2 separate regions of the Mus musculus genome follow, and region 1 is linked to region 2. A link is a loop called in an ENCODE intact Hi-C map of the cell type or tissue named here. Cell type or tissue: heart. All regions are shown on one strand. Each heading gives the region's core, and the rest is flanking DNA. Links, peaks and the distances in the headings are about the cores only.

Region 1 (16,490 bases), core at 4,954-12,953, 250 kb after region 2:
ATGAAGGAGGGCCTAATGGAATAGGTGCGGCTCAGGAGGAACTCGGCAAGTGATACCTCAGGATTATTGACAGGGAAGTAGACAAACTATCGTAGAGGATTGGTATCTGCTAAGGTCTAGTGCTTTTAAGCTTATTATAAATTTAAAGGCTTTGTGTGTGTGTGTGTCTTATTTGGTAACTAGATGGTTTAAGTGGGGTTAAAAAAATCCAAAACAACATTTACTACAACAGTTGTCTTTGTATTATTCAATTGTTAATTCTGTACCAGCAGAGAGCTAAGTACTGTTTGGACATTCCTGTTGGCCCTAGTCCCTTCTGCTGACCTCTGCCAATTCGACAGAGGCCTGGCTGTTCGTGCTAGGTTGTGCCAGCACTGCTGCTACTCTGACACGACTGAACTGGACTGTTGACATATCCATGAAGTAGTTCTCAGTGGATCAAGCTGCTGCTGCTGACCTGTGAACTGAACTGCTGATTTCCAGACAACACAGACAGGAGTTGCTCCAAATATTCTTTCTAAACAGGCCCACTTCTTCCGTATCCTTTCTTCCCTACTACCTCTGATGGGTGGTGGGCTAGAAGAGAGGTTAACGCATTTAAGAACCATCATTAAAATTAGGCTTTGAAAAACTTAAAGCTACAGAGGCCACATGCAATTAAGGAAGCATTATATACACCAGGAACTGGGGAGAGGCTGATGCTAAGATGAGGGTCCTGTGACTCTTCCCAGCCTTCCACGAGGAGGTGCAAACCACAAGCCCAGCTAGAATAATCCTTTTGCAAAGGGGTGAGGTTGAAGTCTACAAGATGGAAATTGTTGGGCTAGGAGGATGGTTAGGTACAATGGGCTCCCAGTCCACTTGACTTCAGGAAGTGGCCACTACTTTGGCTTTTGGGGAGACATAAAACTCTTGGTCTAGCTTCAGAAAAATTCCAAAGTAGGCCCCAACTCAATTTCTCTCTGAATTTCTTTAATAAGGCTGAGAATTTCACAGAACTTTCTGGACGACTTAGAACACTGAAAATGACTAAAAACAACTAGTAATGAGATAGTTGTGACTGTCAATATCAAATTTAATATCTTGTGTAAAAGCCCAAGTTTCACTGGGACATTGATGGCATCAAGCTTGCTGAGGGGTAGGCTCAGTCTCCTGCATTTCTTTTTACCCAAACGCCACCCTCTCTACAAAGAGACTTCCAATAGTAAACAGAACATGGAGAGGGGTTGATGTGTTTATACAAAGATAAGGAGAGAAGGGGGATACGTTGTATGGAATGTGTGAGGTATGGGGAAGGGGATATCTCAGCGGGCCCATGCCAAGGCATCCCTTCCCCCTGAGTGACCAGTATAGTATAGTATAGAATAGAGTTTATTTAGGGCATGGGGAGGAGAATTAAGAGGGTAGTACAGGCAGAGAAAGGCAAAGAAGAGGAGAGAGTAGAGAAATGGAGGCCAGCCATGAACACTTGGAGGTGGTGGGGGGAGGGAATGGGAAGGGGAAAGCAAGAGAATCAAGAGATCAAGAGAAAGGGAGGCAAGCAAGCAGTCCCTTTTATAGTGGGTCAGGTTTACCTGGCTGTTGCTAGTTAACTGTGGGGAGGAGTCTACCTGGCTGTTGCCAGTTAACTGTGGGGAGGAGTCTACCTGGCTGTTGCCAGGTAATTGTGGGATAGAGTTTGTACAGAATGCTAACAGGGATAGCAACCAGAAGAATCTTGGGGGAGGCCACGCCCAAGAAACTCACACACAGGGGTTCATTTTCTTAACTCTCTAACTCTCCAGTGCTCTACACCTGTAGGTTCCTTGGCTGAGGGAGCTCTTGGCTTGGAAAATCCCCTTTCCTTCCATCCTATGACAGGTGGACCCTTTTCCATTTCTTTGCTCTTTACTTTCCATGAACAATGAATGCCAATTGAATAGTTGTTCAATTCTTTGTTGGTTGCATTTCTGTACTGCAAGCTTTGACATGGCAAGTCTGTCTTGCTCTCTCAATCCTGGTTGCCGATATGCAGTACTAACTGAGTGATTGGATGACTAAGCTGATCCCATAAAAGAGACACTCTACTCTGATCTTGAAATCAAACCCTTTAAATTAAGAGAGGCACCTGGTTGGAAGTTCCAAGAGAATGATTTTGGTTTAGTTTCTGTACTGGCTAGTTTTGTGTCAACTTGACACAGCTGGAGTTATCACAGAGAAAGGAGCTTCAGTTGAGGTAATGCCTCCATGAGATCCAACTGTAAGGCATTTTCTCAATTAGTGATCAAGGGGGAAAGGCCCCTTGTGGTTGGGACCATCTCTGGGCTGGTAGTCTTGGTTCTGTAAGAGAGCAGGCTGAGCAAGCCAGTATGGAACATCCCTCCATGGCCTCTGCATCAGCTCCTGCTTCCTGACCTGCTTGAGTTCCAGTCCTGACTTCCTTTGGTGATGAAAAACAGTATGGAAGTGTAAGCTGAATAAACCCTTTCCTTTCCAACTTGCTTCTTGGTCACGATGTTTCTGCAGGAATAGAAACCCCGACTAAGACAGCTTCAGAAAAAGAAAAAAAATCTTTAATATCATCCTTTCTATAGGATGTCTTGTTATCTTGGGAAATGAAAGAAGACAATTTCTTGCCTTCGGGCCATGAAAACTTTCTTGACTTGAAGCACTTTTGCAAAAACGTGAAGTTGAACTCTATAAGATGAAGATTCTTGGGCTAAGAGGATAGTTATATAAATTAATCTTACCTGACCATGGAAGTAATGGATAACCATCCTTATCAATTAGGTTCCAGGAAGGAGTCCCGAGCCCATCTTGGCTATTATAGAGCAACATGGCAACGAATATTGCACCAAAGGAGTTCACCTGTCCAAATGGCTTTGTCTCCTATCAGCTCATTTGACTTTCTGCCCTTTTGGCTTGAAGAAAATGCAATTAGAATCCCTTCTCTGGCCAAACAACAAAATGAACAAGTGAGTATGACAGTAATGGTGGCTCACTTGATAAGGGGAGCTTGGGTTGTGTGTCCGAGTGTGTGCACATGTGGGTGCACTTATGTCCTTAGCTAATTTACTTTTGGTTCAGGGACATTAAAGCCAGAAAGAATTTGGAGAGCAACAAAAACAATCCATGGATAGGTTAGATGTCCAAGTCTGGTCTTTTAAGAACAGAACATGTTTAACAAAGGTAAAGGCTTAGAAAAAAATCAAGTGACCAAGGGTACCAGGCCTGGGAAATAAGCCATAGCTCAGAAGATGGCTCCAGCATTAGGTGATGTCATTGAGGTTGTCTGTGGCTTAGCCTTTCTTGTCTGTCCAGACTTGTCTACCAAGGCAATATGAAAAGTCTAGAAGAATTCCCCAAGACATGCCTCACTACAGAAAGCACTTAGCTGGATCCTTTGGCTCTAGAAATGTTGGGAACCCCACCAGAGAATCATGGACAACCCACACAGAGATATTCTCTGGAAAACGAGGTCACAACTCAGAATTCAAAAATACAGTAACAGCTTAGGAGATGCATCAGGAACTGCCCCACCCCACCCCCCCCCCCCCCATTTCCTGGGCTCTCCTAGTCTGGGCCTGTTTCTCACTCCCCTGACCCTTTCCCGTTCTTTTCCATAACTCAGGAAAGAGAAGCTGAGACAGGAACAAAAGTAGCAAGAAACATACCAGGGAGCTCTTGCCCCAACTTTCACTGGTGGTTGAGTGGGACTGGTACAGGAAATCCAAATAAACCCCTCCTCCCTGAGTGGCTTTTGGCCAGAATGTTTTATTACAGCAATAGAAAGCAAACCAATAGAAGCCCCAATAAATTCAAATTTACCCCAGGAATCTAAGGCAGGAAGGAATAGACCAGTGCCTGATGCCAGCCAGAGGAGGAATTTTTATCTCCTGGAAAAGATGTCACACAGTTCTGACAGCCTGTCAGACTACCTTGCAGGAGAAACTGGAGCTTAGACAAGACACTTCAAATAAGCACAGGGCCACGCCTTTTCTGGGACTGCTTAGTTATGCACACCTGTAGCCTCCCCTAGCTTTAAGCCTAAGCCTCATGTCAGGACCCTGCAGACAGACTTCAGGCAGTCACTGAACATCACCGTCCTCTTCCCCACACATGGCCCCACTGAATAAATGTCTCTTTTTCTTTCTTTCTTTCTTTCTTTCTTTCTTTCTTTCTTTCTTTCTTTCTTTTTTTTTTTTTTTTTTTTTTTTTTTTTTGCTAGAGTCCAGCCTTACCCTACCAACTCCAGGAGGAGTATAGAGACTATTGGTTTAAATGAGCTGACCAGGGCCCGGAGCAAAGATGTGTCCCTCTGCTGGAGAGTCAACCTGTTCATTTCTGACTTACCCGCCATCCAGGCTGAGCAGGCAAAGTAAACAACTAGCTCTACATTTTCACATCTAAGCATAGACACAGGAAGAGAACTACAATGTCATGCTTAGTGTTGGCCTGTAAATCCCAGCGTGAAAAGCTGCTGTCAAAGTAAGTGAGGCCTAGAGAGGGTAGTGATGCTGATATCTAGCTGTTGGGGGCATAGAGTTATGATGTGGTCAGATGGATACCGGAGAATCTCCAAAACACCTCTTAGGTGCTCAGGGGTGCAGTTCTGATGCCCCCTATTTTGGAGGACTCTTCTCTTAGGGGACACTTCTCTTCTGGTGGCTCTTGTTAAGACGATCAATGTCGTTGGGGTAAACAGTTGGTTTCCTTTGTATTTTAAGATTTCCTGTTGTTGGCATCCTTCCTTGAGGATGGCTTTATCTCCAGGCAGGGGCCAGGAAGTTGATTGTGTTGAAGGGAGCATCCTTCTGGGCTGAGCCCAAGGCCAGCTTAGACTTTCCCCAAAGTCCACACTGGGGAATCCAAGCCAGTTCATGAGCTACCAGCCTTGTTTGTCAGGTGCTATTTTAAAGATTGGACTCCCGAGTAGTTCAGACCCATTAGATATGTCTCTATTTCTGCAGCTGTCCTAGCCAGATGTGCAGGAGCTCTACCGTTCATGCTCCCCCACCCCCATAAATAAATCAGATTTCCTGTTTCATCACTAATAGTATAACAGATGGCACTGTGAATGGCAAGGGATCCGGTGGCACCCTCCAGCAGTGGGTGGGTGGACTGAGGATATGACCACCATGTCTGTTTCAATCCAGTCTCCATATTCAGTGGTTACATGATTTCAAGGAAGTGTTACTTTTATTAAAAGTGGCTCAGAAAAATGGCTTTATCTCTTTGGGACTCACATATTCTCAGTTTAGACGGTTCATTACTTTAAAATCTATACCCTATATTTTATATAGATATTTTTGTTCTAAAAATAGATAAAAATAGATAAAATAAATGTGCTACAGGCATATTTTCCTCATCCAGAATTGTCAATATAGTTTTTAATATTTTTGCTTCCAGGCCTTTTGTTCCCTCTTTTTTTATTTCTACATTCTAAAAAATTAAAACAACATGCGTGTAAACTTAAGGTGACGTCACCCCCCCCATTCCTGGTTCTGTTGCCCTTTGACATACTTTCCCCAGTTTAGTGTACGTACATGCACTAAGATCTGTTATGTCTGACAGATTTGGAGTAGGTCATTCAATATACTTTCCTATTTTACAGGGCATGTGTGTTCATCAAATATAGGGAATCCAATATGTAAATTTTGGTTTTGACTGAAGGGAAATGTTTATAAATAGGAAACATACACCAAAACCTCAGCAGGCGGATTTCTGAGTCCGAGACCAGCCTGGTCTACAAAGTGAGTGCCAGGACAGCCAGGGCTACACAGAGAAACCCTGTATCGGAAAACAAAACAAAACAAAAGTTTAGTTCTGTTTTGCAGAAAATTTGGACGTGAGGTCACTCCTTTATGGCCACATCCGGCAGTCACTGAGCTATCTCATGGAGAGGTGTGGTGTGTACACCTGAAGCTGACTGGGATGCAGCTCTGACCCTGGGGAACACCCAGAGTCTCTAAGCAATGTGCAGCTCTTTACTGTCGTTGTTTTATTCCTGAATTTTCAGATAAGGAATTAAACTCAGGAAGAAAGGAAGAAACTCTAAGAAAATGTGTTGTTCATTACCAGTTTATGAAAGTGGACCGACTCCAGGTTCCACAAGTTCAGACGACGGGCCTCTCCTTTATGAATTCAGCTGTTGAGAGCATAGGTCAAATGGGGCTAGCTAGCTTCATGGACACGGGCCAACCAATCAGATGGCACACCGGATGGAAACAAGAATCAATGTAAAGTTCTGTGTTTGAGTTTGAAAAAAAAAATCAATAACTCAAGTGCAGTTCATGTAAAAGATGATGGGGAGTTTACTTGGCTTCTCTCCAATACCCACGTATAGAAAAATCAACTTGTGTAGCTTCCTATGGATGCATTTTACAGCCTGTTTATATTGGAGGCTTAGCCAGGGAGTGGCACCGCTTTAAGTTAGATTTCTGTGCTGAGCTGTGTGTGTGTGTGTGTGTGTGTGTGTGTGTGTGTGTGTGTACTATGGGAATGGGATTAGTGCATTTTGTTTGAACATTTCTCCTGACAGAATTCTTACAGCCATACTTTGGTGTGATCTTTTAAAGGGGGTGATTTGTGGACCACCAGAATTAACTTGTTACACCAGGCTGGGCTCATGGAAAACATAGATTTGTGTGTAACTCCTTATAGGTCTCTAGAGATGGACTCTAGGCTGTTGTTTTGAGTACAAACACTCTAGAGCCCCAACTATATGCCAAAAAGGAAAAAAGATGATAAGAAAATATTGGGATTAGTCATAGCTGTAGTTTCAGTATCCTGTGGCTGGACTGCGTTTAATTAGGATCATAATCTCCTTAAAAGATGCCAGCTATGTTCCTTCCCTCTCCCTCCCATTCAAGAACATGCTTTTGCTAGAAATCATTAGTGTATAAGGCTACTTTCCTAATTTGCTTTTGCTGCTAGGGAGCTCAGCTTCTAAACTGGTCTTTTTCGCTGGTAATTGCTTTGGTATTTCTGTCAATTTTTCATGTTTTATCCTTCTTTGTGACTTTATCTTCTTTCCTGATATCTTTTTCCTTCTGTAGTTTAATTTAAAATTTGTTGTCCCATCTGCATTTTGGTAGGCTATGTCCAACACCTTTGCTTGGAACAAGATAGGAAGATATTCATATCTTTTGAATTGTTTTCAGAAGATATTATTAAATGAAATAAAGCCCACTTGCTATCAATATTATAAAGCATAGCATTAAGGCTGAGGAAGCATATCAAATAGTGTGTTGGGGATTTATGGTGGCAGAGCAGCTCATTTATCTCCTCATCTCAGACCAGAGAGACAGACAGCAGGGACTCAAGTAAAGCAAAAGCTCTTGTGAGTCCCAGCGATGACCTCATGGGGTTTTGGTGTGTGTAAGTGCACATGGATGCCTGCGAGTGTATCCAGCTATCCACCTGTGGTAGGTACCAGAATTTGTGGGGAGGGGTGTAGAGGTCAGAGGACAACCTCATGGGATGTTGATTTACGGTATGTGTACAGCAGGATCTCTCACAAGCCTAGAACTCACTAAGTAGGCTAAGGTCACTGGCTCATCAGCAAGTGAGCCCCAGAGATCTGCCTGTCTCTAGCTCTCCAGTGCTTTATTACAAGCCTGGGCTATCTTCTGCCTTCTTTATTTTTTTCACGTGGGTACTGAACTTAGGTCTTTATGTTTACAAAGTAAACACTTGACTCACTGAAGTTTCCACAGCCCCTGTTATTTGGTATTTCTAACTGATGATATTACATACACAGGGGCATGTGCACACAGGTGCATGTGTGTGCACACACACACACATGCACACATATACAGACACATGCAGAGAACTAAAGGGAGAGTAATTATGAACTGAATATTTTATGTCTAATCTAAAAATCTTCATGTTAAAGACCTACTCTCCCATGTGATTGTATTTGGTGACAGGGTCTTTGCTATAATAATAAAGGTTAGATGATGTCACAAGGATGGAGACCTGTGACTGGATAACATTAATGCCCTTAGACGTCACAGAAGAGTCCTGTTTTCTGTCTTCACCCTCTGAGGGCACAGTGAGAAAGCAGATGTCTGCAGGAAGAAGGCCCTTAAAGGGCCAACCACACTGGACCCCACTGAGAAAATTAATTTCTATTGCTTCATAGACATATCCTGGAAATAAAATAATTTTTAAAATTCAGGATTCATGTCTCTGAACTTTACCTTCATCTTTTGACAAAAGAAACAAGCAGTTACTAAAGGAAAGCTTCTTTTTGCAGTGGGCATCAATCAACACAGAGATTAATAGCTGATCAAAAATGCAGGGGACAAGAGACTGTGAGTGTCTAGATGTCTAGATCAACTCCAACCCCAGGCAGGGCACAGGGGACATTACAGAAGAGTGGGGTGGGAAGAACATAAGAGCTGGAAGATGGGGAGAAGAGAATGTCATCTTCTGACCCTGACAGAGACCCTGTTCTTAAGAACACACAGGAGCTGTGGTTACTCATGTAAGGGCTGCACTAGATCAAGTTAGTCCAGCAGAATGCGGGAGGGCTCGTTCCCCCTCCTAGCTAAGGAGCTATTAAATGTTGATGGCTGCTGTTGAAGAGAGAGGCATTTTTCTTTCCTGTGAGGATGTGACCACTGGTAGGTTGCCCATGCTTCAATAGATGCCCCACCCATGCACACAAGAACAGCACTAGTTGGGCTTTTGGGGTTATTCAAAAATATAGAAGATGAGAGTTGGTATGGGGACATGTTGGGCGGGCCTGGGGAGATTTGGAGAGAGTGGGTGGGAGGGGTGGACATGATACAAATACATCATTCACATAAAATTCTCAAATAAGGAATAAAAATAATGTGAAGATGTATATGAAAACATTTTCTCCCCCTGAACTTGATTATGGTTATAATGGACAAAATTATGTATTTGCTAAAAGAGAGAGTTGAAGCCTAGTAAGAGGTAACTGGGTCTTAGGGGCTCTGCCCTCGTGAGTGCATTGGTGCTATGTTGTGGAAATAGATCAGGGCTTGCGAAAATGGCTTAGCTCTCGTGAGAGCAGTTATGAAATGGGGCCACCCTACATGCCTGTCCCTTGTGCATGTGGTCATTTCCCTTGGCACTTCTCCATCACATTGTGTCAAAACCAGACCATTTGCCAGGGTATCAGAATCACATTTTGGGGACTCTCGATTCATCAGAATCAGGAACCAAGTAAAGTTCCTTTTTTTCTATAAGTTGCTAAACCTTAGACATTTTGAAATAGCAATATGAAGTGGATCAAGATGCATATATGGACGGTGTTGAAAACCATTAAAGAAGGCAATAAAAAAAAAAGACCCAGGTGCCTGAGGGGGTGAATTAATGAAGTCCTGAAAAGATGAATGAGAAGTCAGAAGGCTAGGGCACTCTCTTAAGAGTATCAAGTGTCTACACAGAATCTCAAGCCCTGAAGGCATTTGAGATAGGTTAACAGCTGGAACACCATCCTCTAAGATGGTTACTTGCCTAGAATAGGCAGTGTATCCTCCCTCTGGCCCTGGAGATTTCTGGGACACTGCAGGGTTTTCTGGCATGGGCTCCTCTGTTTCCTGGCTACAGTTGGGTTCTGGGCCATCTTTTGTTTCATTCAGTTTCAAATGAGAGGATCTTTTGGATGCTGGCTCTGAACTGGGAAATGGAAACTATTTGTGCTGCCATGAGGGAAGTGTTCTGCATCTGGCAGGGACCCTGGGCTGGAAGCAGCATAAAGAGAATGTTAGGAAACCACCAAGCAGCCCGCACTCTCGGTGAGCTTTCATTGTTAGTATTCCAGTTCCTGGGAGGATGTCTAAAGCTTTTCCTGGTTTATCGCCTTGAAGATTAAAAGGAAAGCAAAAAAAAGCCCACAATACTTTATACAGCTCAAGTTCCTCACCACAAGTACCCCAGTAAGAAAGTCTGTATATGTGCGTCTGTGAACCGTTCAAGATGGTGTGGGTGATAAACATTCGTGTTGGGGCGCTTTTTCCATTCCCTCACTGATCTGGCTCAGCCTCGCAGCAGCAGACAAAGTTCATTCTGTCCTTTAGAAGTGCCTGCTGGACTTTCGAGGGTTTTCTCCCAGCCGCCCCCCACCCCCACCCCCCAAGCTTGCTTGAGCTTGTTTAGCTTGTTGCTTCGGAGAATGAAACACTCTTTTACTGGCATTTGGCATAATGTAAGGCATATCTATTGGATCCTCATTCTTTTACATAGGAAATAGAAAGGGGTAGTCTTTAATAAAATAGAGCCACCAATCCCACTCCACCAACCTCAGCTTCCCAGTACATTGTCAAGTTCAGTCTAAAGCCTCTGAGATGCTGCTGGGACAGTTTTCCAAAGGAAAGGCTCCCATATTCTGCCTCTCCCGTCCTTCCTCGGTCTCCTCTCTGTTGCCTCCAGTGAGCTGTGATCTGATACAGCCTAAAAGACTCCCAGGGACATGATGTGAGCCCAGAAGTCAGCCTCCTGCATGCACAGACAGTACTCATTACTTTAGAAAGTTCCAGCTCCCACTGAATTGAAATCTGTTTGATGCTTATTACACACAGTCCTTGAAGCATTTGGAGAGGACCAGGGTGTCTTCATGTGCCAAACGGAATATCTTCAGATGTCCTTCACTGGTCATGATTACCAACACAGATTAAAGCAGATCTGCCCCTCCCTCCCTTCTCTCTCTCTTTTTTTCCCTCTTTCCACAAATATTTCTGCATCTAAGTGCCAGAAATTGTGCTAGAGACATTTTCCCTCCATTGTACAGCACAGTGACTTGACTATTAAAGGCAAATACAAAATTTATGCAGCTTTCTTTTGGTTGGAACATGAGGTTGCTATGAGTCCCTCAATGGTAGCCTTAAACTTTCAAAACCTCCTGCTTCAGCCTCTCAAGTGCTGGTCTTATAAGCCTATGCACTCAGTACATCAAATATTGGTTCTTCCATCCTCCTTGGCTGTGGAGTCCTTTCAATCTTCCTAAGCATGCTGAGCACAGATTTTTTTCAATCACGATAGAGAATACACTGAGTCTTTGTAGTTATGGCAGTAATGTAGGCAGCCTGCCTGGCACATCCCTTGGGCTGAGCAGAAACTCGATGGGCCCGCCAGGCCATGCTATTATTAACCCAAATAAGAGCATGGGATGGTTTTGGTCATCAAAGAGCAGCAGCTGCAGATCCACGATCCAAGAGCCTGTTCAGCCAGCATGATGTCTATGCTGTCATTGAAGTTATTGATAAAAACATTGACCAGGATGTAGGCTGGATAAGAGCCCTGTGACCCTATCCAAGGACACCAACCCGTTGTATCCTTATTCTGTTACTAAGCATTTTCTATGCCAGGGCCATTGAGTTGGTTATAAATAGAACTGTGCTCTTTTTTGCTATATGATTTCTCCAGATGGGAGTTTGGAGAGTTTTTGTCAATTCCCCTACTGAAATCCAGGTATCTGCCTCTAGCATTCCTCTGATCAAGTCATTAAAAGAGCCTCTGTCCTTCCCGAGTGCTGTCATTCAGAATGAAATCCCCTCCCCTCTCAAAGAAGATGAACAAGTCGCATTAATCTGCCCTCGAGTCTTAGTGACCCAACAGACTCCTTTCTGACTCAGGCGGGAGCGAGAGAGTTGTTGGAGAAGCAGAGAAGGGTGCTTGATAGAAAAGTTAGAGGTGTGCAGCTGCACGTGGGTAAGCAACACAGGCCATTGAACAAGCTCAGAAATGAATCTCTGTGCAGAACCACATTTTGCAATAAGAAACAGAAACCCACGAGGATCCTTGTGCCCCTGCTTACTCCCCCTTCAGTCTGAGAAACAGCAAGATCAATGCATTCCAAATACACCTTTCTTTCTACCCTAGCAGGCGTTAGGAGAGGAAGACAGGTCCTTATAGGACATATTCGAGTTCAGCACAATATTAACATCCTTGCTAACAGTAAAATTTTGGGTGACATTTCTGACCACAGTGTTAAGTGCAATAAATCATAATTTGCACCCACCAATGCCAGGAAGACAGAGCCACTAGCTTCTTGTCTTAGAGACATAGACAGGCTGTCAATTTGCTTAAAGCCACATTGATATGCAGGGGACAGGGCCACAGCTAATTTAGTTCTTCACTCTACCAGGTGTGTGCAACATTGTGACATTGTGACACAATGTTGTTATCTACCTGAACCTTGCAATTGATCATACATATGTTCCAGCGCGCACACGCGTGTGAACGTACACACACACACACACACACACACACACACACTTCATGATGTTTTAAGCAAGTTTTTTTTATTTTCTGTTAGCTGCATTCATAGCTACTCTAGGCCACATAATGCCCACAAGATTTGGATTGAACACCTTCACACTATTAATCTTTAAGCACATGATTCTTCTTAGTCTGGTTTTTAGGATTAATTGACAATCATGTTGGCACTTGGGGATTCTGAACTCAGCCCTGAACTGTGCCCTTTGGCCCTTTGTGATTTACTGCCATATTTTCTGAAGAAGCCCAGACTCCTCAGAAGCATATATTTCCATGTGTCCACCTATGTGGCCTTGAAACAGTGCCAGGGACAAGAGTATTCTAGAGTGGACTCCTTTTGCTTCAACTCAGGGTTCACACCCAAGGAGCCATCTGCTTTTTGGATCTATACTGCCGGGAGGCTGGCTTCCAGATTGCTTTGGGAATGGGCGGCGGTGTCTTGGAACAGCTTGACTCGGGGCTGAATCTCATTACTGATAGAATTGCGACCTTTCAGCAGAATACAGAAAATGCCATTAATATAATATGCAAAAATGATGTCAGTGCTGTTTTATGGGAGGGAGAGATACAGGCCATGTGGGATATTTATTTTAATGATATCACCATCATTGGTTGTATGTGGTTTGAATTAAATAGAAGTCTTTGAGTAGAAATTCCACAGTGATTTTTTTCAAGAGCATCTCTTGCTTTGTCTGGTGTCAATTAGCACAGGGTTTGCTGTGCTTCCTGGCTGAAAGGAGTCTTGATGTGATGCTGATGCTGCTGCTGTTTTTCCTGATGTCCTAAACTCAGAAATAAGGATGGCTTTGTTTTCAATCTAATTGTATCCATATTGATCTACGATACAAGCATTTTAAAACAGAGAGGAAGAGATAATGTGGTGTCTCAAATTAAAGAAACAAGAGAGATGGAGTCTGTTACACATGATAACTTGTTCTCACCATAGACTCTGTCTCATTCTGCCTGACTCTGTCCCTGTATCTGTCACTTCTCTGGGTTGGTTGTTATATCATTCTTCTCATATTTCCTTTGGTCATGGAATTCTTATTGATAGCTATGCCTTTAAAGTAAAATTATGTCTTTAACATTTTAAAATCACATCTGTGTTCTTGGCCCTTTCCTTTGCCTGAGCCTGCACCACCCTGAAGCTCTCTTTAGTGCCTGTTCCTTATCCAGGAGACCTATAAGTATCTACTATCTGCCTTCATCCTTCTCCCTGTCTTCTCCCAAGACCTTTCATCTGTTTGGCAACCTCAACTTATCATCACCCAGTGTTAATCCTTTATGTCTCCCACTCAATTCAATTAAACTCAGCACAAGTTAGATCTCATTCTCTGTGCTCAGCTGCCTACAAGATGGCTCTCACTGACCTGATGGTACCTCAGGCTGAAAATATCCTAATTTGGCATCTTTCCCCCAAAGCTAACTTCCTTCCCACCCTCTGGAACCCAACCCCCTCTTTTACAATCTGAAGTTGAGTAAAGACAATGTAGTGACTAACAGATCATAAAAATACATAGTTACATGACCCTCTGACAAATTTCCAGGCGTGTGGCTGCCAGGTTGAATCTGGGGCACTTGAATTCTAAGAAGTGACTTAGTAGAGGCTCTGCAATGACTTCCAGCTGCTGTTCTGCTCTGGATGTGTCCCTAGGATGTTTGTTAATGATGGCAATAATTAATAATAATAATGATAATAAACAAACAAACAAACAACAACAAGCCCACTGTAGTGGTTTAATTGAAAATGTCTCCCATAGGTTCCTGAGTTTGAACACTCGTTCCCAGTTGGTAATGCTGTTTGGTGATGTGGTGCAGTCTCCCAGGAAGATGGCTCACTGGAGACTAGAATTTGTAGCTCTTGTCTCACAATTTGCTTTCTTTGCTTCATGCCCATAGTTAAAGATGTGTTTTGGACCTGCCACCATGCCTACTTCTTGCTGTCATGTCTCCATCCTTCCATGATGGCCTCTAATCCCTTCAAAACTGTAAACTAAAGTACATGTTCCCTCTTATAAGTAGCGAGTTTCATGGTATTTTTTCACAGCCACAGAAAAGTCACAGATGCAGTCACATATCCATTTTCTATTTATAACAGACTTATAGTTCTTATACATGCTATCTTATTTGATCTGGTCCACATGGGTAAGAGAATTGTCAATGTAGAAATTGTTATTATGTCCATGCTACATGTAACACAGTGAGCTTAAAAGGGCGTTGTAGCAGACATATAGAAAATAGTTTGTGGTAACAGGTGAAGCCTGGGATCTAGGGTGTTGGGCTGATAGACCATTGCTGCTCTTGGCCTGTCAAGTCCCCATTCCCAGAGAGACAGCAGGGTATACAATTGTCTTACCAGAGTCAGGACTGGGTTCAGGTGCTCTATACAAATGACCCATAAGAAAATAATTCATTAGATATTCCCTCTGGAATAGTCAATGATACTGTGACTGTAGGAGCTTAGCAATCAGTCTGGGCAGAGCTTTGTACAAAGCTCTGGGGTGGAACAAGATGGGGCCTTGTGTTAGCCTGTTGTGGCTGCCACAATGAAGTGCCACAAATTATGATGGAAAGACTCTGGGGTGCTCAAATATCAGGAATTTTTCCTCAAGGTCACGAAGTTAGGAGACATCAGAGTTGGTTTTTCCTAAGCCTCCCTCCTCTCTCAATGAGTGTCTTCTTCTCTCTCTAGAAGGCCATCCTCTGTGTGTGCCTGTGTCCTCCTGCTCTGTTCTTTGAGGGACCCAGCCATATTGTGTGAGTGCTCATACTACTGACTTCATTTTAACTCAATTACCCCTTTAATGACCTTGTCTCTAAACATGATCTCACAGAAAGGATCCTGGAGGCTATGACTTCAACCCATGAATTCTGAGATGACACAACTCAGCCTGTAGTTCACTGTGGTGGCTTAATCAAACTATTATATAACTTTATTATATTGAAGAAGAAGACACAGGAGCTACATGGAGACAAACTGGATTTACTCGTTTTATAGCCATGGAGTTCTTGGTCGGTATTCAGCCCTAAGCTTGGCCAAACCACTACCCATCACAACCTGTTAAGGTACCTCTCTCCAGGAGCCACACAACTGTTGTTTCTACTGTGTTTGGAGAAGGAAGACAAGCCTAGTCCCCCTTCTCTCAGGTGCATAAACATCATTTGGGAAACTTGCTGAAGCCCGAGATACTGAGTCTGATTGTAAAGATTCTGGGGGTGAGTCAACTATCTGCAGTTCTAACTACCTCCCAGGTTGTCACAGGTCCAATGGCTATGCCTGAATAATGCCAGAAAAACCACGCTGGGAATTGCTCATCCTTAAAGCTGGCTCTAAATCTGTCATTCAGCAACCTCTGAAGTATGAATTGTATACATTCTAAATTCAGGTTAGGCTAATACTATTGTTTGTCTTTTGGTCCCAAGTGCTGTGAGCATACAGAAAGCCAGTCTGTTGCATTCTTGCTTCTCTTGAAATGTTTTTGATCTTCTTGCTCATGAGAGAAACTGTCTCTAGGAAAATGAACCCCATCATGCTTTGTTGACCACCCTGTCCATACTTTATTCTTTTCAATGAGTACAAAGAACATCAGGGAAACTGGCAGGCCACACTTCCTGAGTGCTTTTTTTTTTTTTTTTTGAGTGTTCTCAGCTAAAGGAAGGGTCTGTGCTCTGAAATTTCATCCGAAACAGGTCATTTTGTACTCAGAATCAGAACAGCCTTTCCAAAGACATGATTATAAATAGTCATTTCACAAAAGCCCATTCAACCTGTAATGCAATTGAAGTATTTACACCATTCCTCACTGCCTTGTCTTACTGGAAAGCACTTGCCAATTTCCAGACTACCAAAAGCAAACATGTCCATCACTGACTTTGGTGGAAGTGGGTAGTGGTGGTGTGGTGGTTAACCTGTAGAGCTGAGACAAGAATAACAAATGTGGAGAAGGCAGGGACAAGTTCAAAGCAGAAGTTGGGACAATAGATATCAGAATTAGTTACACTTGTCAAGTTGTTGGTGTTTATGGTAAGCTATTCACTAGATGGATTCTTTTTCTATGTTATATGTTTATACATTATTTCTTGAAATGGACTCTATGTTTATAAGTTATTTGCTAAGATGGAACTCTATAGTTCTATCTTATATGTTTATTGGAAGCTATTTGCAAAGATGGATTATACTCTCACTTCAGAGTTCTCTAATTCATGGGTCTTAATTTTGTCACTTCAACTAGGTTATAATCTTTTAATATCGGTACTAC
Region 2 (16,490 bases), core at 4,020-12,019:
TTTCTAAATAAAGATGCAATACACCTCAGTATATTTTCTGCTAAATCTATAGGCACTTGTTAGTAGCTAGAGACTGACTTTCTTTTTTTTTTCCAACAGCAGAACACCCTATCATATGTATAAACAGACCACTTTCTACGATATATACATTTAATGCTATGCTACTAAAATGTTGCAAAAATCTCAATCAAGTTTATTATTATTATAAAGAAATAGTAGCTTATTGACATCTTAAGAGTTCTAGAGAGGGCTGGAGGGAGGGCTCAGTGGTTCAGGGCATTGGTTACTCTTCTAGAGGATCCAGGTTCGATTCCCGTCACTCCCATGGCAGTTCATAACTGTCTGTAACTCCATTCAAGGGGTTCCAACACCCTCACATAGACATACATGTAGGCAAACACTGATATGCATAAAATTAAAAAGAGCTAGACATCTTTATGCAAAAGGAAGAAGAAATACTCTTTCTTTTTGTTTTTACGCAGGGTCTGGTGTATCTCAGGCTGGCCTTGAACTTGCTATGAGGCAGAGGAGACTATTATGTAGTGCGTGGTGGTCTATCCAGGAGTTGTGATAATTTCTGCAGTTAATGTTCTATACCAGGAGGAACACAGGAGTGGTACCAGGTGCTCTGAGCACGTGGAATGGGACCTGACCTCTGCCATACCAAGGCCTAGTTCCTTGAGAATTTGCCCTTCCGACTTGTGAAGAGTTCAGGCAGGGTTCTAGTCACACTTGCTGATCAGTCTATATGGGCCTAGAGGTCAGATTGTTGAGTCAAGGGAAAATTTCCACTTTGAACTTACATGGGAATTATGAAATTTTGCTTAGGAAGAAGCTATAAAAATTTATCCTCCCCCCAAGAGTTTTGCAGTATCTTTCAGTCAAATTCATAAGCTTCCTTGTCTCCATTTCTCTCATTTAAATGAATAGTTTTATTTTCTAAGTACCGATGCAGATGACTTTGTAAACTTTAAATTTCATTGGCACTTTGTTTATTCTGTGAAGCCGGGGTATATATATATGTGTAGACATATAAAGCATATATATTACATACATACATACATACATACATACATACATGTATACATACATACATATATACATACATACATTTAAGGGTCTTTTTCCTCTTGTTTTTATTGGTAGTATTTCTTTTTTCCTGATAGATGGTGTACTGGCTAGTTTTGTGTCAACTTGACACAGCTGGAGTTATCACAGAGAAAGGAGCTTCAGTTGAGTAAATGCCTCCATGAGATCCAACTGTAAGGCATTTTCTCAAGTAGTGATCAAGGGGGAAAGGCCCCTTGTGGGTGGGACCATCTCTGGGCTGGTAGTTTTGGTTCTATAAAGAGAGCAAGTTGAGCAAGCCAGAGGAAGCAAGCCAGTAAGTGATATCCTTCGATGGCCTCTGCATCAGCTCCTGCTTCCTGACCTGCTTGAGTTCTAGTCCTGACTTCTTTTGGTGATGAACAGCAACATGGAAGTGTAAGTTGAATAAACCCTTACCTCCCCAACTTGCTTCTTGGTCATGATGTTTGTGCAGGAATAGAAACCCTGACTAAGACAGATGGTAACTTTATGTCTGTGAGATCAGGTTGCATCAATTGACTGTTTGCATCAAGACACTTTTGCTTACCGAAATATTTAATTTTCCTGCAGTCTGGCAAAAAGTCCACCAATCTACAATGCATCTAACACGCAATCTTCTGTTATTATGGTTTGACTGAGAACCAACAAGAGTGAAAATGTAGCTCGATTTTTGGACTTACCGCTGGTCTTCAACACTTTGTGTGATCTCGAGGAAGGTTCTGAGGAGAGAACAAAGCCACCATCATTTGCAAATCAATATTTCCCCTCATAAATAAATTAGTAGCTTATTGACGTTTTAAGAGCTCTGGAAATGTTCCCTTTTGTTTTAGACAGGTTCTCATGCATCTCAGGCTGGCCTTGAACTTGCTTAGTAGCTGAGGATGACCTTGAACTCGCAATGCTCCTGCCTCCATTTCCTGAGTGCAGAGACTGCAGACCTGAAAGATTACAGACTGGAGCCCCATGGATGTAGAGCTGGAGAAGTAACTCCGGGCTTTGTTATGCACAAAGGCAAGCACACTATCAATGAAGCAACATCCCTATCCCTGAGCTGTAGAAACGCTCTGTTTAATTTATCCAAATAATCAGTGGTCAGAGATACTTGGGTACCAGCCATTCACCCTGCTGAAGTGGTTGGATAAGGTGGAAAGGGTCAGGAGTCCCAGAAGAGAAGAGCAGGTGCTATTGTACCAACCCAGCACACACTAGAAGGACTCCCTCAGCTCCCACTGCCGCCTCTTTCTCAGCTGGCGACTGGCACTTTTCTGTTCTAAGCTGCACAGTGCACTCGTGCTTCAGATACCGCCAACTCGCACTTTTCAGTCAGAGCTCACATTTTCCTCTTGAACTTTCACCTGTATTTCTTCTCAGTTATCAAGCTAGTGACCACTATGCCATTACAGTTTCTCTGCACCCCTCACTGTTCCCTCATGTCCTCCCCACCTCCCCACTTCCCCACCCTGCTCCGAAAAGCTTTTAGTGAGCTACCATTCTGCATCCTAAGCCTGGTGCAAGTCACCAGGCCTCTGTCACTTCTCCAGCCTACCATGGCCGCTGTGCTCCGGGTCTCCCTCGCCTTGCTATCTCCTTCATATTTGTCCATGGCCTGCTGAGCCTTCATGACCAGGCTCTGATCTGCAGCCCTCTATCCTCATTTCCACTTCTGCTCCTTCCCTCACTCCAGCCAGGTGGAGCTGCTGACATGACCTGTCTGTCCTGAGGCCCTGTTGGCTCAGGTCCTAGACCGGTGCATGGATGATCCCAGCTCTACCTGCCTCAGCCTCACATTCTGTCATGGGTATCAATCAGCCTTTGGCTCTGTGAAGTCTTTCTTCTTCCTAGACTTTCTCTCTCTTCTGTGTCTTTCCACTCTCTTTTCTACACATGCCAAAGCCTTATCAAACAGACTGGTGTTTATTTATTACTTAAAATAATTTTTTTGGTTCTTCCTCACAGAGTGGGTCTTAAAAGCAGAAATCGTAGCTGTTATCTACCCTGGCATTCCTTGCCTATACCAAGGGAAAGTGGGCTTAGTAAATATCATATAAAACCAGGATCTGAGAGTTAAGGGAATACTTACACATATCAAAATGGTAGGCATGAGTATGCTGTGTGTGTTAGTCATAAGGTTTACTTTCCACCAGTGACAGCAAACAGGGCTTAAGGGGGTATTTGTCAATGGCAAGGAACTGTATGAAGTCTATCTATCTATCTATGTATCTATCTATCTATGTATCTATCTATCTATGTATCTATCTATCTATGTATCTATCTATGTATCTATCTATGTATCTATCTATGTATCTATGTATCTATGTATCTATCTATGTATCTATGTATCTATCTATCTATCTATCTATCTATCTATCTATCTATCTATCTATCTTTCTATTAATTATCCAATCCATCCATCCATCCATCCATCCACCCATCCATCCATCCATCCATCTGAGACAGTCTCACTGTGGAGATCTGTCTGGCCCAGAACTTACTATATACTATTAGACTGGCATCCAATTCATTGAGCTCTGCCTGCCTCTGCCTGGGACAAAAGGCATGGGCCATCATACCTGGCTGATTGACATATTTTATATTCACTGAGAGAGTTAAGTGGAGAGGTATTTAAAAGAAAAGCTAGAGGGTTTTTGTTTTGTTTTGTTATCTATTTAAAGGTAGCTTTAGATGTATTCAAATGACAAGCAGCCAGAAAATGCCTATCAGTAAGAAAGCACTCACTTCCTGCTCCTCTCTGCATTACAGTAGATGACCGCATCCCGCTTACCTGACTTCCGTCTCAGCCGATGGGGTGCAGAACCACATGGTGTCTTCATCTCTCCCTCAGGACTGTAACAGAAGCCTGGATAGTCTGCCAAGAGAACCACAGGAGCAAGTGAGGGGATGGTGACCACGCAGGGTGGCTGGCATTTTCAGGATTTTGTGCTACGTCAGAAACACCAGTAATTCTCAACTGTTAGCGGTTCTTATAAATAATCAAAAGGGACTTTTGCTTGTTTTTAACAGGTAGGTAAAGGGATAAATGCATTGATGGTCTAGTGCCTGAGTTCTTCATGGAGGCAGTTCTGACAGTGTTAGGATCTGTAAAAACCTAGAAGTGTGGCTAGCCATCCACTGCCCCTCAGGCAAACCAGAGACTCAAAGCAGAAATGAACGAGTGTCACTTCTGCTCCAGCTGCTAAGGTGGAGTGAACTGCTGCTAGTGTCTTATAAATGACAATGTATGAGCTTTGAGATAGAGAATGGAATGGTCACAAATGAACAACAGTGTCTCAAAGAATGCTACGGAATTTCTTCTTCCTCACAGCGGGAGGGTCCAGAGGACCGAGGGCCTAGGGTTAGGAGGCCGCAGCGGCTTCCGCGGAGGATTCAGCAGCGGTCTTAGGGGCCGGGGCCGGGGCCGTGGTCCAGGCCGGGGCCGTGGTGGAGGCCGAGGGGCTCGTGGCGGTAAAGCTGAAGACAAGGAGTAGATCCCTGTCACTTAGCTGGGCCACCTGGTTAAGGACATGAAGATCAAGTCCTTGGAGGAGATCTACCTGTTCTCCTTGCCCACTAAGGAGTCTGAGATCATTGACTTCTTCCTGGGTGCTTCCCTAAAGGATGAGGTTCTGAAAATCATGCCAGTGCAGAAGCAGACTCGGGCTGGCCAGCAGACCAGGTTCAAGGCATTTGTTGCCATTGGGGACTACAATGGTCATATTGGTCTTGGTGTTAAGTGCTCTAAGGAGGTTGCCACTGCCATCCGAGCGGCCATTGTCTTGGCCAAGCTTTCCATTGTCCCTGTGCGGAGAGGCTACTGAAGGACAAGATTGGCAAAGCCCCACACTGTTCCATGCAAGGTGACAGGCCGCTGTGGCTCTGTGCTGGTGCATCTCATTCCTGCCCCCAGAGGCACTGGCATTGTCTCTGCTCCTGTGCCCAAGAAACTACTGATGATGGCTGGTATAGATGACTGCTACACTTCAGCCAGAGGCTGCACTGCCACCCTGGGCAACTTTGCCAAGGCCATCTTTGATGCCATCTCCAAGACTTTATAGCTATCTGACCCTGACCTCTGGAAAGAGACTGTCTTCACCAAGTCTCCTTATCAGGAGTTCACTGATCATCTTGTGAAAACCCACACCAGAGTCTCTGTTCAGAGGACCCAGGCTCCAGCTGTGGCTACCACATAAGGTTTGTTTGTTTGTTTGTTTGTTTGTTTTTGGCTTTTCGAGACAGGGTTTCTCTGTGTAGCCCTGGCTGTCCTAGAACTCACTCTGTAGACTAGGCTGGCCTCGAACTCAGAAATCTGCCTGCCTCTGCCTCCCAAGTGCTAGGATTAAAGGTATGCGCCACCATGCCCGGCCACATAAAGGTTTTTATACAAGAAAAATAAATGAATTAAGTCTGCTTAAAAAAAAAAAAAGAACGCTAAGGAAACAACAACACAAAACAACAACAACTCACGGATGGCGTCCATTTCAAGAATCGCTTGCTTGGCCTGAAACAGAGAAAATGTAAAGACAACTAGTGAACAAGTATGACAGAGATCTACCATACCTAAATAAATGGATGCTAGAAGAAAAACAAAACCCTTACTATTTCTTTTGGGCATTAATACAAAGTTTAGGAGATTCGAAGATTATCCTAGGTACAATACAGCAAAGACTTGATGGTTAGTTTTAACAGTGATTTTGACACAGTTTAGTCTTACTTGGGAAGAGAGTCTCAACACTCAACCCTTTAATACAGTCCTTTATGCTGAGGTGACCACTTCAACCATAATTTTTTTTTGCTACTTCATAACTATAATTTTGCTACTGTTAGAATCATATTGTAAATATCTGGTATGCAGGATATCTGATTTCTGACCCCTGTGAAAGGGTCATTTGACCCCCAAAAGGGTCTCAGCTTACAGGTTGAGAACCTCGGGCATAGATCAAGTTGGCCTGTAGGTGTATCCGGGGGTGGGTATCTTACTTTTGTTAACCTGTATGGGAAGACCATTTGGTATGGGTCACAACCCTGGGGTTGTGTCCTAAACTACACCAGAGGCAGAGAGCTCAGTTGTAGCCCACAGACATTAATTTCTCTCTGCTCTGGACTCTGGATAGAATGTGACTAGTGGCTTCACGTTCCTGCCTTGATGTTCCAGTTAGGATGGAGTGTAACCTGGAACGGTGAGCTGAAATAAACCCGTCCTCCCCAAACTGCTTCTTTCGTCAGGGTATCTCAACAGCAAACGAGATGGTGGTACCCAAGTCTTTATAGAGAGATACATAACTTATACCGAGCTTGTACATGGCTTCCTATAAATTTTAAATTGGCTCTAGATTACTTATAACACCCAACAGTTAGTAAAGGCCTTACAGATAGTTTTATTCTGTATTGTTTAGGCGAGTAAAAACAAAACCAAAAACAACCCAAGCCCACTATGTACAGTTGCAGGTCAATCATTTGTGTCTAATCGCAACCCGTGGGGCAGCTCTCTCACCTCTTGGGATGTGCTCTCTCAGCTATAGGGTGGGACAGCAGGACCTACCTTTCCCAGTACCATTAGCATCAATTGACAGGCACAGCCACAGCCCCTGTCTCTACCCTTCTGGGGAATAGAGCCTGATGCCTTGAGGCTTCCTCTCTCCACACTTAGCATTTCTACCCAGAATGCTTTGTTGTTACTGTGGCCACATGTTGCTAATGCTTGGAAATAGACTGGGTTGTCTTACTCCATCAAGCTAGCAGCTGATGTAGGGGAGAGTCAGCTGAGGGGATGTTCCTTTCTCTCCAACGCTGTTTACGTTTTCCCCAAGGCTACTATAATTTGATCTACATACACTACATTATATTAACTAAAATGATTTTATTTCTAATTTGCTGCAATCTGGTATCATGGAAAAACTACTTGGGCTGAATGGTAATCACGCTTAATTAAAAAAATTAAAAATGGAGGTGCAGACAGGAAAGAAAACATTAACAGTCACTTTAATTTTGAGGAATATAGTCACCTAGTTCGTATACTTATCTTCTTACTATATACTGAGGTTATAGCTGGAGTTAATTTCAAACTCAAATGACAGCTTAATCTCTGGAAAGTGGTTTTCTAGTTCCATTTTAACACTTGACACATGGAAGCACTCCCTTCATCTTTACGCTCAATTAATGTGGCTCAGTTTGCACACTATGAATATAAATGGGGCATGTGACAAGTTCCAAGAAACTCCTTTACAAAGCTATTCCATAAGAAAGCTTAATCCCCTTAAGTCTTACAAATTATTTCAGAAAAGAATTCTTTCCACGTTGTCCACTAGGTGTCAGCCAAGGACCACTCGGGAGCTAGAGGTCTGGGTGGAGGCTGGCAGAATTCAGTGACCCATCGGCCACTGTGTTGACATTACAAGATGGGGTATACACGTTTGTTGTTTAAAGTGCCCCATTAGACATTTGTTTGATTTCACAGAAATAAACACATTTGGAAGGCCTTAAGAAAACAATTGAGTAGTCTTGATGAAAGACCTTTAAAAAAAACCCTTCATTTAATAACCCTACTTAAATAGAGCAAAAGAATTATTTTTAACATTTCAGTGGATAGAGTATATTAAGTCCGCTTTCCTTTCTAGTGGGGAAAATACGGTTTAGAGGTTCCTTGAGGCCAGATGTTTGGGTTTGAATCTGAATTAGGCCATGCACTGGTTGTAAAATGTGGACAGTGGACTTCCTGTTTCTGACTCTTGCTTTTACTTCTCTATCAGAGGAAGAACAGGACCTGTCTCCGAGGTATTTTACTGAGTGTGAAGTAAGAATACAGTATACTTACCACTATGGTTATGTGTTAATACATTAATACGCTGTAAATTAAAATCCATTTTAGATTCTAAGTGGACTAATAACTAGGGTGAAAGGAATAATTTTATTGTGGCGGTTTTAACTGTTTTACACATCAAGGGAGAGCCATCAGGAATATGTAGGATGGAAGGAAGAAGACAGGCAAAGTGAGCGGTCTCATTCGGTAACTAGCCTTTCAGAATCTTGTTAAGCAATTGGATTTTCCCAGGATTCTTGGGACCAGTAGGCGGGGCATATCAATGTCTCATGCAGAAGGGTCCAGCCTGAGTAACCACAGGAGAAGGTGATCGCGGCTCTGCGTGAGTTCCCTTGTATTGCACAGTGGTTGAAAAAGTAAAACTCACACTTGAGCACACACCTCTCTGCACAGATCCTAGAGGCCAGCCTGGATGTCTTTTCAAAACACATATGATCCCAGCACTTAGGAGGCCAAAGCAGGGGGCGTTCCAAGTTCAAGGCTTGCCTGGGTTATATATATAGTGAGACCCTGTCTCAACCAGCCAACCAACCAACCAAAGGCAAAGACAAATCTTTCCTTTCCCAGAATTTCTTCTGATTTTCCCCATCAGTACCACTCTATGACCCTGATGTCACTTCCTGTTCTACTTCTCTCCTCCTGGTCCCATCACAGACATCCCACCATCCTCACAGATGGCCATTCACACCCAACCCTTTTAGACTTTTGCTACGTCATCTCTAATAACTGTTTCCTCTACTCCACAGCAGCATGGTAAAGCCATCCCAGAACATGCACACACCAGCGTTGCCCTGCTTCTCAGGTAGGGTACCAGGGACCATCCTCAACTTCAGATTTCAGGTTTCCCACTGAACCAGCTGACTTCTGCAAGTCTCTTTCCCCTGTTCAGCCTGGAATCATAGTCACTGCAGCTACAGGCTCATGAGTGTGCAATGTTCTCTGTTCCCCAGCTCCACCTGTCCCCTCCCTGCAGAGGAACTCCTGTATGCCATGCTCCCTTAGGGCAGTTGTTAAGTGGTTTGTTATGACGCCATCAAACTGATTCACACAGCAGTCCCACAGCCCCAGTCAGGTCTTTGGCGTCTTCCAGATGGGACCTGAGTCACCTCCAGTGACAGGATCGTCTTCCTTTGCATCGAATCTGACTCTCTCCATTTTCAAGGACAAACCCTCTTCCTGTGTCGTCACTCACAGTAGTGTCTCTGATCCTTTATGATTTCCTAATTCTCCTCAGTTCCCCGCCAGACTCTTTCCAAGGCTCCTCTCTACCATCCCTGTGCTTACGGGCCCCATTCCTTCCACCTCCCTTGACAAACTGCTCTTCTGCATCCTGTTGCATCCTGCCTCTTAGTCTCCCCAGACAACTCAGAAACCTATATTGTGTTTTCCACCCAGATAGTGAGCTTTGCTTTGATGAGTTTTCTCTAAACTGCATCTTTTTGAACTTTGGGGGTGGGGCAGTCGGTACCAGTCTGTTCTCTAATTTCTTTCAACCCATTGCAAAAATCCCAGTTGTCGAACCCACACTCTGCATCTGTTTTGCCCTCTCAAGGTGGAGGTTCTTCTGTCCCCTCCTTCCTCACCAGCTGTCCCTTCCTGCTCTTTACTGGGTTTCTGCTGTTCTCTCTGGTCTTCCAGGTGCCCCTCCCCCAGCAGGTGACTTGCTGAGATTCCTAAGACTCCTCTTTTTTTCCCTAATAATTTTTTTAAAATTCACTTTACATCTCGATCGAAGCCCCTCCCCCTCCCCCTTGCTTCCCCACATTACAAGCCCCTTCCCCCATTACCCCTCCCAGTCTCCTCAGAGCAAGGGGCAACCTTGTTTCCTTTATACATTCTTGTGGGCCTTAGCCCTGTCAAGCCTTAGGGCCTCAGTCACTGCCTCTCCTAATCCTGGGCTGCCAGAACCTGAATTTCCACCTCCATTCACCGGCCAGATGCTCCTCCACTCCCATCTAACCAGTTAGGCCACCTCTGTGAGCCAGTCTGGCTAACTCCCAACCCAGAGGTCTTCCCGCAACTCAAGCACAATGTCAGAGGTGACTTCTGTTCCCTTTGCCTGGGTGACCTGCTTTGCATCTGCGCCTTGTGTTCTGCTCCCTAGACTACTTCCCCAGCCGCATTCCTGCCCCATTTCCTGGTCCTCCTGTCCCAACACCAGCTGTGTTTGGCAAACAGGGTGTCACTTGTGTTTTTGTGACTTTGTTGTCTCAGCCTAGTTCCGCCCTTCCCCCTCCCCAACTTCAGAAGGACATTCCTCACCCTTCAAGAAAGCAGGAGGTATTTTCCTTCCTGCCCTTACTGGCTAGACCTGAACACTTTGTCCTTTTGCCACCCCCCCACCCCACCCCCCCTCCCCGGGGCCACCTGGCTTTCAACGCTATTGTTTCCCCATGGCCGACAAACAGATCTGGGTTAGGCGGGCAGCTGGCTCTCTGCTGGTAAATTCCTTTCCCGCCAAACTGGGCTTGGTTTTCCACTGTTCCCACGGGACCCAACACAGGGGGATGGGGGTAGGGAATGGGGGGTGGCAGTGATTCCCAGTAGTTTAGTTTCTATTCTCTATAAGCTTCCTTATTTTATATATATGTGTGTATCTCCACCCCTAAATCTCTAGTGGGTGCCACTGACTCTCTTTTGTCTATATGTCAATATAACCTCTGAAATGCCTTATTGCAGACTTGGCCAGCCTCCTGACTCAGCCTCCTCAGTGCTGGGATTTCAGGCTCCATTGTGAAGCTAGGCCTTATTTCCTCGTCAGACCCCACACCGCCATGTGTCCCCCCCAAACCCCCGCCTGGGTCCTTTCTACATTATGGTGTGCTGGCTGACGTTTCTCTCTCACCTTAGCTGGGATCTTTGCTGCTGCTGCGTGGTTCTCCAGAATTAATCTCTTCAGGTGCAGAACCCAGAGACGTTTGTCTTGCTGGGATTTGGCCTGCAATGGGAGATTTAAATTGTCAGAAGTGAGGCAACAGAGATGGCGGCTGGGTCCAGCACACCTCTCCCCTTTGGGGACCTCGGAGTAGCCCTGTTACCTGAACTGTGTGCTGAAGCTTGGGGTTCTTGTAGTGGAAGACACTGAAGCTGAGCGGTTCTTTTGGTATGACCTCTACAAGCATGAGGTTGCCACACTGCAGCAGAGAGCACAGTGCATCAGGCACACATGGGACACAAAGAGCCACCCCCAGGCCTTGCATGCCACCCCGTGAAGACCCACCAGGATGTGAGCCTTGTATGTAAACGTGTCATCTCTCTTTTTTGTGATGAGCAGCAGCTGGTCCAGGAGAAAAAGAGTCCTCTCCTTTTTGGCCTTCTGGATGCGGAAGGTTCCTTCAAGCACCAGCTCCCCATAGCTGGTGAGGTCAGGCCCCTCCCAGTTGGTTAGCAAGCTCTGGATCTCCTGGATACAAAGTAAAAAATTCTCAGAAGGAAACACCAGGCAAGCTGCATTGCACACTCAGTGGCCTGTTGTTGGATCTCAAGGATGGGGGCTGGCATATCTGTGTTTATGGGGTGAGGCTATCCGTCGAGGATCACCCAAAAGGAACTGAATTTTTAGTTGCTGAATTGCCAGGGGGTTATTGTCATCCCTGAATGGTCCAGAGTCATAGCCACCAGCGGCAGTGGCTGCAGCTCGACCTTTCAAAGGCTTCACGAGGCAGTCAACATGGAGCGCCATCTTAGACGGGCTCCTCCTCTAACCTGTCTCAGCCTCTCCTTTTTGGATTATAAAACCTCCAATGTCCAACTTCAGGATGTTCTCTCACAAACTGAGTCCACACCATACACAACTGAAAACTAAAGCCTTTGTAAAACCACAGACATTTTCTCAGGATTTCTCCCAACTTTGAATTCATTTATTGAGAAAGGACATGGCCTTTGCTACTGTTTGAGAGCTCTCCATGGGACTTAGGGAATACGAATTAGTGATACGGCTGATAGCCCTTTAGGATTTGTTGCACATCAACATTTTAAATTAGTGATACGGCTGATAGCCCTATAGGATTTGTTGCACATCAACATTTTAAGGAAGCTGCCTAAAATGACTTTGAAAACTGAAGATATTCACAAGTACTACTTAAGAAAAGCCACAAGATGGTCAATGTCTTCACTGGGAAGCTGGGTGTGTAGCTCAGCAGTGGCATGTGTAGTTTGTGCAAGTCCCTGGGTTCGTCTTACTATCACACTTGACCTTAGCCAAAAGGTCAAGAAGTGAGTCGTCTTACTACCAAACAGAAAATCAAACAAACAAAACTACTTTTGTTGGCTACAAATTGACATGGTATGAATAAAGTTTGAGACAGGGTCTGATTTAGTGGGATCTTCAGAATGTCACGCAGATCAAGACAGCATGAAAAATGAGCCATTTGGTCGTTTTTGACTATAGAAAAGATGTCTGATATTATATTTGTAAAAAAACCAAACTTGAACAATAAGATTTTTTGTTACTGCTTCAAAGAGAACAACAACATCAAAAACACCTGGAAATAGAATGTTGCTGTTTCTTGAGGCAGTGACATCACACCGAACTCTGGTTGTTTGCAGGTGAATCTAGACTTTCTTCTGACTTCTGAGGAGAAAGGTGCACCCTTCACTGACTGGAGCTCTCTGCTATGGCTTCCCTCTGCATCTTTCTGTCCTACTTGTAGGCTCCCAAACAAGTTTGGAATGAGCTGCTGGACCACGTGCTTTCTCCTTTAGGATTTATTTTTATTCTCTGTGTATGCATGTCTTGCCTCCCTTGGCGTGTGTATGTATATCATGTGTGAGTCTGGCGTTCATGGAGTCTTAACATGGTGTCAGATCCCCTGGAACTGGAACTATGGACAGGTGTGAGCCTGCATCTGTGTGGATGCTGGGAAATGAACCTGGATCCCTTGTAAGAGCAGCAAGTGTTCCTAACCACCAAGTCCTCTCTCCAACCCCTTGTTTTTTAAGTGGTTCTTTTTCTTTTTCTTTTTTTTTTCTTTTTTCTTTTTTTTTTTTTTTTTGGAGTCAGGAACATAACCAAAAGTTCCTGAGTGGGGAGAAAAGTTCCTGAGAATTTAGGGTTCATATTGGTGCTGGATGGACCTTAGCAAGCCTGTCACTGGGCTGTCAGATTTTAAAGTTGAAGAGACTGAAACAACGTGCATGGGACTCATGTCAAGGGAAATACAAAGGAGCTGCCCCAGCTCCCTGAAATTCAGTCGCCTGCCCCAAGACTTCCCTTGTACACCACCATTTTGTATAAACTAGCAAGAGAGAATAGGGGCTTTAGAAGTCCTTAAGTAGTTTAGAGGAAACTGTTTTCAGCAAGAATTATTGATTTGTCAATATATAAAATAAAGCCTCGGGACACTCATATTTACTCAGACTCATCAAAGGAGCTATAAGAAAACTTAGTTGAAAAGTAATAAAAGTTGTCCTATGTAGCTACTCTAACAGACGGTTGGCATTATTCATGTCCTGACCCATCTTCAGGGAGACCTGGTGGGGAGGATCATAAATGAGGGACATTACTTATGCAGCCTTGTAATCTGACATGTTGGAAAACAGCAACGTGTCAGAGCATCTGCCTGGTGCTGTCGTCTGACTGTGTGCTCACCTGCAAGCGGACAGCATGCTCATGCTTCCGTTTCATGTCATTGATGTGCCAGGCCACTCGCTGCATCGTGTCTATGGCATCCAGCACAACATCGTAGCCTTCCGTGGCCTTATCAAGGTGGTTCTCTATTTCCTTTCAAAAAATAAAAAGAAACTCTTACTCGATTTTTTTCATGTACTCAGTGAGGCAAATGGATTGCCTATGTTTGGTTTCACACACACACACACACACACACACACACACACACACACACACACACACACTATATTTATGTATCACCATCATTCCTTAAGTTTAACCCTAACCGCATATTTCAAAATGGGCAAGAATAATGAAAGTTTCTTACAGTTCCACTATAAAGTATACAGAGGCTTCAGTAAGTCACATGAAGATATTGCAGTTGCAGTGGTGGCCGGCTTAAGAGAGCATTCAGTAATATAGTTCTCAGTCTCAAAGACAAGACTCTTTTAAAAATATATTACTTAGCCAGAAGGTAGGGGTTGGGGGTGGATGCAGGCCTTTAATCCCAGTACTTGAGAGGCAGAAACAGGCAGATCTGAGTATGAGGCCAGCCTGGTCTACAGAGCAAGTTCCAGGATAGCCAGAGGTACGCAGAGAAACCCTGTGTCAAGAAAACAACCAACCAACCAACCAACCAACCAACCAACCCCCACACAGACATAAAAATAGTACTTAGAACTATGTGGGGGACATCATGTTCAGAGCCCAGTGATAAGAGTATGTGTTCAGTATGTCCTGTATTTGATCCTCAGCACCAGAGAAGAGAGGTGAAGGATGGAAGAGGGATAGAGAGATAGAAGAAGGAATGAAGGGAGGGAGGAAAAGAGAGAGGGGGCTTCTCTGACAGTCATTCAGTGTGTTGAAACAGTTCAAGGTTCAAGAGGAAATTCTCTGACTACTATCAGGGCAGTTTGCATTGTCATACATCTTACCACAGAATTTCACAATCCCAAGGAGAGGAGAGACTATTCAACCCATGTTATAATTATTTATTCCTGCTAAGCCCCCAGACTCCTGAAGATTCCAAACTGAGAGACCACCAGTCTTATCTTCTTTCTTATCTTCTCCACTGTGCCTAACAGGCCAGTGGTGTCAGAAAATTCTTTTTCCTGTTTTTGGTAGTAGAGACCAAGTTTTGGTCCAGAAAAGTGTTCTACTGTTATGTTACATCTCTAGCCTCAATAAATGCTTACTAGTTTGAAGCAATACCTTTTTTTTTTTTTTTTTTTGGTTTTTCGAGACAGGGTTTCTCTGTATAGTCCTGGCTGTCCTGGAACTCACTTTGTAGACTAGGCTGGCCTCGAACTCAGAAATCCGCCTGCCTCTGCCTCCCGAGTGCTGGGATTAAAGGCGTGTGCCACCACCTCTTAAAAAGAGTAATCTTACTTAGTATAGGGAGCTTTCATATCCATAGGTTCCCCATACATCAATGCAGATTATATTCCCTAGCGAACTTAATAGCTGAACACATGGCACTTACATTATATTAGATAATAGCAGTAACCTAGAGGCTATTTAGAGTCTCATATATGGGGAAAGTTATTTGCAAACAATTCTCTGATTTCATTATTATTGTTATTATTAATCATTTAAGATTTATTTATTTATTTATTTATTTATTTATTATATGTAAGTACACTGTAGCTATCTTCAGATACTCCAGAAGAGAGAGTCAGGTCTCATTACAGATGGTTGTGAGCCACCATGTAGTTGCTGGGATTTGAACTCAGGACCTACTGAAGAGCAGTCAGTGCTCTTAAACACTGAGCCATCTCTCTAGCCCCCCTTTTTTATTTTATTATTTTTAAAAACATAGTACCTACAGTAATAGGTTTCATTGTGACATTCTCTGCTATTTGTATGAGGGACTTGAGCATCTCCAGAGTTCAGTATTTGGAGGGACCTGGAATCTATCCTTTGCAGATGCTAAAGGATGCTCTATCTACAGAAGTAAGAGATTTGTCGTTAGGTGCTTTATGACTTCTGTCATGCCTAATTATCTAAAGAGCAGACGCTAGAGCTTTTGGGATAATCCTGAGGACTAATTTTACTACTCCATAGTAACACTGTTAAACACTGAATATTCAAGGTTTTTTGTCTAGCTTGGCTGTGGGGCAGGATCTGTATTTTCTTCCTAAACTGTCAGGCCCACCTGTTAAAATGTTGTAGGAAAATGTACTGTAAAATTAAGGTCAGAATGAATCTCTTCTCGGGGATAGTCCCGTGGGGAATATGTGCCTGTGGCTCAGCTCTGAATTGATATGAATTATGGAGGGATGTTCTAAGCTACGTGTAAAAGCAAAGATGCTTCAAGGGCAACAAGAAGTTAATTTGGAATTGGTTCAGTTTCCATCCTTCCCTCTCCCCTCCATTAACAGTCATTTGTAAAAATCAAACTACAGGGGCTGGTGAGATGGCTCAGTGGGTTGGGTAAGAGCACCCGACTGCTCTTCCGAAGGTCTGACGTTCAAATCCCAGCAACCACATGGTGGCTCACAACCATCTGTAACAAGATCTGACGCCCTCTTCTGGAGTGTCTGAAGACAGCTACAGTGTACTTACATATAATAAATAAGTAAATCTTTTAAAAAAAATCAAACTACATATATCAAATTATAAATATCAACTAAGCTCTTGTAAGGATCTTGATTACTTACAGGAGCTGAGGTCTTAGTTTTTTCCTTGATTGATGGCTACCTGACCCTCTAGAAGACCATATCTTATAAGTCACATTAACACAGTTTAGGAGAGATGTATTCTCAGGATGGTGTTCCTTTTTCAACAACTGTCAGGACACTGATTTAGCAAACTTATCCCACTAAATCTAGAAGGCCCTTAGAATTAATTTAAAAATTAAGGAATTCTTTTCAGGGTGGTTTCAGAAGACGACAGGCTATCCTCCCAAGGATGAGAGACTTAAGCAAGCAGACAAACTTTTGTTAAAGTTTTACACATGTGAACTTAGCAAACCAGAAT

Evidence for each region. A loop is a pair of places that touch in the nucleus more often than their neighbours do. Peaks named below come from ENCODE experiments on the same cell type or tissue, not always from the same donor. Only the 100,000 strongest peaks of a DNase experiment are listed, where the experiment ranks them.
Region 1: it touches region 2 in a loop (2.4-fold over the local background); 3 of 42 quality-filtered maps call a loop at or near these places.

The regions. Positions count from the first base shown.
Region 1 is chr10:3,690,289-3,706,778 of GRCm38, reverse strand. No RefSeq gene overlaps it. Among named protein-coding and RNA genes, the nearest start is that of A330032P22Rik, 20 kb to the left of the region's middle. In heart, for the core only: no CTCF peak of the experiment used is centred there; DNase peaks (open chromatin) are centred at 9,048, 9,598 and 11,098; H3K27ac peaks cover 867 bases.
Region 2 is chr10:3,934,985-3,951,474 of GRCm38, reverse strand. Plekhg1 (pleckstrin homology domain containing, family G (with RhoGef domain) member 1) reads right to left here. Exons shown (of 17, transcript NM_001159942.1): 8 at 13,494-13,625; 9 at 11,124-11,306; 10 at 10,942-11,037; 11 at 10,749-10,841; 12 at 5,551-5,584; 13 at 3,872-3,955; 14 at 1,770-1,808. It also overlaps the pseudogene Gm16148. Among named protein-coding and RNA genes, the nearest start is that of Mthfd1l, 30 kb to the left of the region's middle. In heart, for the core only: a CTCF peak has its summit at 7,394 (motif pointing right); a DNase peak (open chromatin) is centred at 10,164; H3K27ac peaks cover 666 bases.